Linked DNA regions of Mus musculus: region 1 is linked to region 2. The links are chromatin loops, found by intact Hi-C in ENCODE. Cell type or tissue: heart. All regions are shown on one strand. Links, peaks and the distances in the headings refer to the core of each region. The heading gives the core; the rest is flanking DNA.

Evidence for each region. Hi-C counts contacts between places; a loop is a spot of excess contacts. Peaks named below come from ENCODE experiments on the same cell type or tissue, not always from the same donor. Only the 100,000 strongest peaks of a DNase experiment are listed, where the experiment ranks them.
Region 1: it touches region 2 in a loop (4-fold over the local background); 2 of 42 quality-filtered maps call a loop at or near these places.

The regions. Positions count from the first base shown.
Region 1 is chr12:118,835,610-118,840,004 of GRCm38, forward strand. No RefSeq gene overlaps it. Among named protein-coding and RNA genes, the nearest start is that of Sp8, 9.4 kb to the right of the region's middle. In heart, for the core only: no CTCF peak of the experiment used is centred there; no DNase peak of the experiment used is centred there; H3K4me3 peaks cover 1,473 bases; H3K27ac peaks cover 407 bases; H3K27me3 peaks cover 3,333 bases.
Region 2 is chr12:118,455,955-118,460,349 of GRCm38, forward strand. No RefSeq gene overlaps it. Among named protein-coding and RNA genes, the nearest start is that of Gm25577, 47 kb to the right of the region's middle. In heart, for the core only: a CTCF peak has its summit at 1,978 (motif pointing right); no DNase peak of the experiment used is centred there; H3K4me3 peaks cover 685 bases; H3K27me3 peaks cover 1,979 bases.

The DNA of each region.
Region 1 (4,395 bases), core at 87-4,086, 380 kb after region 2:
GTGTACTTAATATGATAAAATTAATTACATTCACTTTACATACATAGATTATTTCTCAAAAAAAGAGAACATTTCAAATCTAAAATTGTGGATTTTTAAAGGTTTGTTTAAATCACTACTGTTTACTAGCTTTGCTGCTTTAAAATCTTTTAGATCCTCAATATAATACAACATAATGCAATAAAAATGTGCAAGGCATAGGATTGAGAGGAGAAAAAGAGTAGAGAGAGAGGAAAAAAAAAAAGCCAGAGATTGTCAGTAAATAAAAAGGGAAATCAGGGCCTTATGGGTCATGCCTGCAATCCCAACCATTTTGGAGGCTGAGGCAGGAGGGTTGTGGCAAGTTTAAGGCCAGGCTGGACTAAGGAGACCAAAGGAAAATAAAAGTTACTTTTCTCTGAATCTATGTGTAGGTGCTGAGACTCAAAACTCTGATTCTGATCTTTAAGTGGGTAGTGGCACTCTGGGCTGAGGCCTCGGTCTTTACTGAAGGAGAATGAAGATTATCTCCAGGCTTTGGTCAGACTCAGAGTTTCCACAAGGGAAATGCAGTCGGTGTGCCTGAAGTTCACCTACAGGAGTGTTAACCTCCTGTGGCTTGGGGTCCTGTCCTCTACGGTGAAGGGTAGTGGAGAATGAACAGCAGTACTGTTCTTATCAGTGCGGTGCCTGGATCAGCAGCATTGGGCGTGAGCACTTGGTGGAAATATACAATACACAGGTATAGCCACAAAACTTAAACTGACCCTCAGGATTTGGCCCAGAAACCTGCCAGGTAATTGGAATAGCTCGGCGGGTGATGCTGATACAGAATTCCGGACATAAGAATCAGCACCTCACTTTTCAAAAGAAGCCAAGATCCGTGAGGGAGCTTTGGCCACAGTGGGCTTAGCTATTGCCCAGGCAGGGAAAGTCCGCTACAATCTGACCCGGCGGCGACCCCGCGCTCGCACCCGCCTCCAGGACATCGCTCAGAGCAGGTGTCAGGTGGGCGGCCCGGGGAGCGACGGGCCCCTCCCGCGGCCGCGCGTGCCAGCCTCAGCCCCCTCCCGCCCCTCCAGCCCCTTTGTCCGCCCCGAGGGCGGCCCCTTCCCGCCCGCAGGGTGTGCAAGCTCTCCGGGGGAGGGCGCGGAGGAGGGTCGGGGAGGAGCTGGGAGGATCAGGGCGGGCAGCTAAGCTTAGGGGTGGGAGCCGCAGCGCACCCGCAGAGGAGCCGCTCGGTGACCCGCGCTGCAACCCGTGCGCAGCCGCCGTCCCGGGGCGCGCTGGTGACTCCCCTTTGGCGAGAGCAGACACGGCCCTCAGCCCCGGAGCCTGAGGCTACCGTGTCTGTACAGCAAGGCGGGGGAGCTCGGCTAAGCGGATGGGAGGGCCGAGGGAGGGCCGGGGCGGGGCCCGGCCCGCAACAAGCAACCCGGGGCGTGCTCCTTCTTCTTCAGAGAAGTCGGACCTTGGTCCGGGACGCGTGCGCTCCCAGGCTGGAGAAAAGGAATTGGGGAAGGCGGGTCGGCAGGAAAGAGAGCACTACTGAGGACCTGAATATTCGGGGAGCAGCCCTAAAGCCGAGAATCCCGACGCCTTCTCTCTGCCCCTCAGTCTGGAGCTGTCATACTTTCCTATGACTGCTTCACCGTCAGCAGTGACTTTCTCAAGCGACTGGTGGGAAAAGTGGCCCTCCATTCACTTTCACTCCACCCCTAAAACCAGCAATACTGCTGAAGCTGACTGCCCTTCTGAGATGCTGGGAGAGGCTGGGCGGTTGCCTCCAACAGTGGAGGAGACCCCTGGAGCCTGTCCATTCCCCATCTCTCCTTCTTAGAATCTTCCAGTATCTTAGGCATAACACAGAAACGGCCAGCCAGGTGAATCGGTATATCAAAAACGGCCGAGTTTTCATGAAAGCAGGGGCCAATTTGAAGCACTAGAACAATTAAATGCAGAAACCGCAGCTCTGGGTGATTCTCTGCGTGCGGGCATCCTCAGTGGGCCCTGCCCTGAGAGGGGCGAGAACGAAGTTCAAGTCCCTCTGAAGCTGAGCTCTGAACTGGGGCGTAACAGGCACCTTCAAAGTCAGCACTGGGTTGTAATTTCTCTTCAGACTTCACACCCTACAATTTCTCCCACCCATTATTAACCATTTTGGGGTTTCTCTTCCTAAATCTTGCCTGAGGAAGCTAAGGGGAAGGAAATTCTGCTCATCGTCGCTTAAGAAAAAGTGTATGTTTGACTCGTTTGGCAATTTACCCAATAAAATTATTTATGAATATCAAAAGTATATAGTGAAGTTTTAAACACTATGTGCTAATAAACAATTTGTTATATTTTATAATGTTGATTAAAACACGAAATGAATTAACATGATCGATAGCCCAATGTCAGTCAGTAAAATAACACTAGTGCGGTTTTTAACTTAAAAACTTGCAAATTTTAGTTAGTTGTGGGCTCTTGGCTTGCTTTTCCCCCTTGTTCTTAAGGATCCACCTGGTGAGTTCTAGCAATCACTTCACTTTCTTCTTAACCAAACCAAAGGATGTGGGTCAGTTACTGTCCATATTTCAAGTATACAGGCAAAGAAAGTATCACACTGGTAACCTCTTTCTGGTTGATGACAACCGATTTTTCCCTACAGCACCAAGGGGTGGGGGCGGGGGATATATTCAGGTTGGAATACCACCAAAGCACCATCTACAGAAAAACTCTGTCCTTAATAGCTGTCCCTTTGAAAGTAATGGACACTCCATTTGAGGGCTGTAAATACCAAGTGTGGACAGTGTAGTTGTGGGTCTGTTTTACAAATGTTTGCTTTCTTCAGTGTTGATCAAAGACCAATGTGTTTGCCTTATGAGGCTGCCTTGGATAGTGTTTTTAGAGCAATTACAGACACGACAATAATCAATTCAGCTTCTTTTACCTTATGGATTCTCCTCCTCCAAAAAGCCAGGGAGGAGTTTTGAATAGAATGATTCATTTCAATAAGGACAAAGGAGACAGAAGGAGGAATGACACTGGCTGTGGCCGGTTAAGTGCAGGCATTGCTTAGAAGAAAAGTTTGATCCTGCCTCCCTCTGCAATTCTGGGTCTTATTTTGAATTAAAATGGGGCAGACTCCTTTGGTGGACAGCAGGGTTCTTCTTATTTGAGACAGAACCTTCTTGGCTAATATTGAGGTAGTACATGATTTGAAGTGTTTGAAGGAAACAAAGCTTCGTAGCATAATTCAAATTGGAATGATAGGTTGAAAACGTTTTAAGATTACCAACATTCATTACTTTTCTAATTGATAAACAAGAACAAAGACTGAATGTCTTCTTTAAAAGTAACTACTGCTGAATACAGGCATGGTTCTTATCAAGAAAAAAAAATACCCTGCTCTTTCTAGATGGGAGGGGTTTCTTCTGGGGAACTTGACTCTAATGATGTGGAATCTAATGCCCTTGAACCCAGGGTTAGGGGTGTTACTTTATATGTGGATTAAAGGGAAAAAATCTTAATATTCTTTAAAGTGAAAGAGATTGATTCAAAATGTATAAACCCTACTGCCTGCCCCCCCCCCACCTTCGCCCACTAATTCAAAATTCAGGTGGGAAAGAATGTAAAGTGATGAATGCCTCTCTTAAGACAGTGACTGCATATAGACCTGACACCAAAGGACAAGAGTGATGGAGAGAATCACTTGGATCCCTCCAGTTTCCCTCTAGATCTCTTTCAGGAGCAAAACTGTTGTTTACTTAGGAGGAGAATATTTCTAAGTGCTGCAGAACTTACTAAAATTCAAGACTTAAGAGATTCTTAGAGAATGACTTGTACCAGGAGTTCCATAAAGAGATGAGCTGAGATGGGGGAAGGGAACGCCCATCCTAGTTGGAGCAGAACTCTTGGAACAGGACTCAGGGAAAAAGATCACTGTGAGGTGCGCAGCAAAGCTGCTGTTTTAGGCATGTATGACCAACACAAATGCCCAGTTCTCCTCGATGGTCTAATTTGACTCAAATGTGAGACTTACCTAGTCAATGAAGCAAAAGGTGGGTGGGCTCCTAATTCCTTTCACTTAAGGCTTCTGAAAGGCCTTCAGTTAGAAGCAACTCTCTTCCTCTTTCTCTCTCCCTTCCTCCCCCTCCCTGGAGGTGGGGGTGTTTCGAAGATGCTGGCAGACAAACTCTTCCTAAATTACTTTTGAAGTCGTGTTATTTTTAATGTACAAACCTAGTAAATTTCAAAGAGTTTAATGGTGTTTTCAGACAGTTGCACTATCAACTTTACTCCAAAATTAGGTTTTCATTTTCCTTTTGATTTATTTAACTGAGAAACATGGGGTCCTTAGGTACGAAACACTAAGAGAAACAAACTAGATTTGAGACCTGATGAAGGTAGATTTTAGTAAAAAGTCCAAGAGAA
Region 2 (4,395 bases), core at 277-4,276:
CCTTTTTATCATATAAATTGAGTTTAGCTGATTTATGATTTTTTAAACTAAATTTTCCATTTGTGAGTAAATGTAGCTGACTTTTCAAATCTCAATTAAAAAACAGAAATAAAAGAAAATCATCTTTCTCATTTTCACTTCAAAATGTTGAGACTCTGATTCATCTTCAGCTGCTCATAAGCAATGGGGGAAAGTTACATGTTTATCAGGGTTGTTTCCGGTATACACCATTTTCATGTAATTTTACTGTCTGAAAAAGAAATGGCATAATCCTATTCCCAATAAAATGTATATTGATTAAAAAAAAAAAGCCTAAAGCTTACCATATCAAAGTACTAGGGCTAATGCTGATATAATATGGGGAAAAGTCAGAGGGTGTCCCAGGCACATGCTCTGGCCAGCCTGGGATCCGGCAGTGTCTCGCCCTCCTCTGTTTGCAGTTCCCCTGAATACTGGGGTGGGCTGAAATCTCCGAACGACACCAAGTCTGTCAGTTTTCATCTGTTTCGTGGGGATTTGCATGTTAACAGCCTCCCAGGCACTGCTGTACCCACTGTTAGCTTCAGCTCAGGATTCTGGCTCTGGTCATAAATTACTTCCTCAGCACCTGTGCCCCATCTTGAGTGAACAAATCCTGTTGAGCGTGATCGAATTCATGTAGGGACTTCAAATAGCCGAAGATGGAAGATACAGGAAAAATCTAAAGGCATATTATTTTAAAACTCTTATTGTCTTTGTGAGGAAAAATCAAAATGTGCGCCGAGCGATTTATCTGGGCGAGTTTCGTGGCTGCTGGCAACGACTCTGAGAGTTCTCCACATCCCTCCTCCCTTCCTTCTTGGTGACTCTCTTAGCAAGGCCTAATATTTTGTCTCTGGATTCCTTTTTTGAATTTGAAAAGGAAACTTACAAGAAAGAGAAGTCTTCTTTTAAGACAAAGGAATTAAAGATTGCAATCAAATCACAAACTCAAGTTAATTCTGTGGCTGTAAATACTCAGCTTTAGGTTAATAAGCACCTGTGCCATCAGTATGTCTGAACAAGTTCCCGAATACAGTCTTTCAGAAACGTTTGTAACACCCAACAACTGGAAGTCAAGAACGCAACGTTTTCAATTGCTACCTAAAAGCTGGGCAGAACAAGGTATCCTAAAACAACTATGCTTTTAAAACTAATTAGCATATGCAGTGACCTTAAAATGTAAAGATGTTACTTCTGTGAGACTAATTTTCTTCCCCAACCCAATAGGAAGTAAATGGAAATACAGAACGGAAGAGTTCTTATCATAGAATTACTGCTTTTAAATTTCGTGTGCGCGCGCGCACACACACACACACACACACACACACGAATAAAATTTTGTACCCCAGTATACTATTTTATAAAGGCTTGCTGGAACTTAGTTGGAAAGTGATAAAACACAAACTAAGCCAAAGTCAGCAAAAGTCAACAGTTGTGGCGGTTTTGTTTTCTGGTCTTTCCTTCTTGGAGGTCAAGGGATGTAGCTGTGTGTGTGTGTGTGTGTGTGTGTGTGTGTGTGTGTGTGTGTTTTCAAAGGAGGTTTAGTTATAGTCTTTCATTAAAAAAAAAAAGAAAGAAAGAAAAAGAAATGTAGACTCTACCTATTTAGCATCATTGCTCACGCCATGTTTTCTGGCAGTTCCCAAATAATACGAATAGAAACAAACCCGTGTAGAGTGTCCATCGAAGGAAAAGAAGCCTCCTTACCCAATGCTTTAGGCAAGTAGAGACTGAAAGACGAGCATGTTTGTGCGTGTATCTACTTAAATACTTACCATGCTACCATTCTCTTGGAGCTTGCAGTCATATGTGCTTTCTGTGTCCAGAAAAATCAATATTCTTATAGTTTTAAACGGGATTTTTTTCTCCCACGTCAGAAATGGGACTCTTCGACCGCGGCGTTGTGGCTTCAGATCCACAGGGTTGGGGTCCGCTCCCGCGCTGCGCGTTGCCTTTTTCATCAACAGAGGGCGCTCTGCGGTTTTCCAAGGATCCCGGCTTCTCTCACGGCCGAGCTGGGCAGCGGGCGAAGCATCAGTTAGCCGCGTTTGCAGGGTTTTTCCCCCCCATACCAGGCAGAAGCTCTTTCAACTGGCTAGTGTATGATTTATTGGAAATACTACTGATCACTGAAACAACATACGTGAATGAAAGGAAACCCCATGATTTTACAAAAGTCGGGTGACCGTGACATCTAAGGCTGCTAACTAACCCCAACCGGATAGTATTGGAAATGATCATAAGCATAGAACGCAGGCTGATACAGTCTTCACCTTGGGAAGCCAGGGCGACAGCTTTATTTACATGGCCTATCCCAGTCCTGAGCGCGCGAGTGTGCCTGGTTGTGTCCTACTTTAATATATTATACTCTTTTATACCTGATACTAGACAAATGAAATACATAATTCCTCGTGAAGTAATCTGCCTAGGTCCTAATTGACACATTAGGAGAGCTCTGAGAAGCTTTTTCTCTGCTGAAGGTTAGAGAGAAGATACCAGATGCCGATGCTATTAATTTCTCAACAGTCCAAAGCACAAAATTTCAGCTGAAAACTTGAGAGAATGAAAAAAGATATATTTCAAGAAAATTAGATTTTTCTCAGAGTATTTGTCCAAGATCTACATTTTTAGATGCATAATTTATTAGATGTTTCAACACAGAGAAGTAATCATAACCAGCTAACTCGAAGATTGCCAGTTACTATCCTTCCCGGCAAAGTTTTACAAATGTCTTAAAGCCACTGTGAAAGTCAGAGCAGCAACCCTAACAGACGCCAGAATCAACATATTTGACAGAAGTGCGCACGCCATCGTAGCCCATTATTTCAAATGAGAATGTTCCATCTCAAGATCCGGAACGATACCACCAATGACAGAATAAACGGGAATGTGGAAGTCAAACAGCATGACAGCAGCTACTCAGAACTAGAAAATAAGAGCATTGTAACGTATAGGTGTGCTCCAAGGTTCTCCTCTGAGAAAATGTGCTCCTCTGAGAAAATGAGCTCCTTTCCCACAAAGGGAAAGAAATGCCAGGTTTCCTTATGTTGAATGCATGTTTGTGTAATATTGAAGATGATGAAACAAATATTTAACAGCTAGGACAGTGCATTCCCAGCTAACTCATCCCTTTATCGCTTGCTGGTTGGAAGATAAGAACCATCCTCTTTCTTTTGCAAATATGTTTGCCAGCAGCTGTTTCAACATTTATAAAGACCATTCTCACTGATTGCCAAATAACCATAAATTTATTTACGCATATTTTTGAGTTGGAGGCATAAAAATAATTACATGTCTGATTAAATCCACTTATGCCTTCGTGTCTTACTAAATCTATAATAGATATGAATCGTTACAATACACTGCATCTAAGTGCATAAATAATGCCATACACATGCAGAATCCAGCTTTGCTGCAGCAGAAGGCAGGCAGTCGTGTACATATACGTAGTTGGGCTGGATTATGAATATTGGTGTGGATTCTGTAACGTAGGACATTAGTCAGAAAGCTGAAATGTTCTTATTAATCATTAGTTTAATTTCTTAAAATATATTAAGTTTTTATTTTATATAAATAAGCATGTCGTAAGAAAGATGGACTAGAAACTCCATGCTTTTAAATGTGCACGTATGGAAAATCATATATTTACTTCCAAGTTGAACTGAATTCTTTCAGATGTGAGTTTCTCTTATTCACAGCCCACCCCCTTCCCACCCTCTTCTCATCATTCTGTCCACCTCCACCCTCCACCTCTGCCACTGTGAACCAAGGTAATTTAAATGATTATAGTATTTTGTAGAAGGTTTTAAGGGATGTTCAAAGTTAAGAATCACGATGCTTAGCAATACTGGTTTGATTCTACTCTTCAGTCCCTGTATTGGACCTGAAATTTTGCTTTCTTTTGATTGAGACTCAGCTTATAATAACTTTAATCACATAATATTTAACCGTATTTGTTATAACACAACACTTGTTAACACTTCATTTTGAGTGTTCCAGCATTATTAATTCATTTGGTATTCATTGCAATAACGTAGATAGTAATGAACTCATCTGGTATTCATGTGGATGCCAGCAGTACTTCCATAGGAATTCTATTGCATTTCAGTATTAATTAAATGTGCTTCCTAATTTTCTTAGGAAAATAGGAATATTATGTATTTCCTAGGTCTGTCTCTTCCAAAGTCATATACTCAAGGCCAATTATGAAGTCATACATATGGTTATTTGTATTTATATTCATGAACATATTTCATATTCAAACAGATAACAAACTAAGATAAATGTCTAGGTTTTTTTTTCTCCCTCTTGTATCACTAAATATCCTTAATGTCAGCATTTCATGCAGACACAGAAGTGATGTTTGTGCTGCAT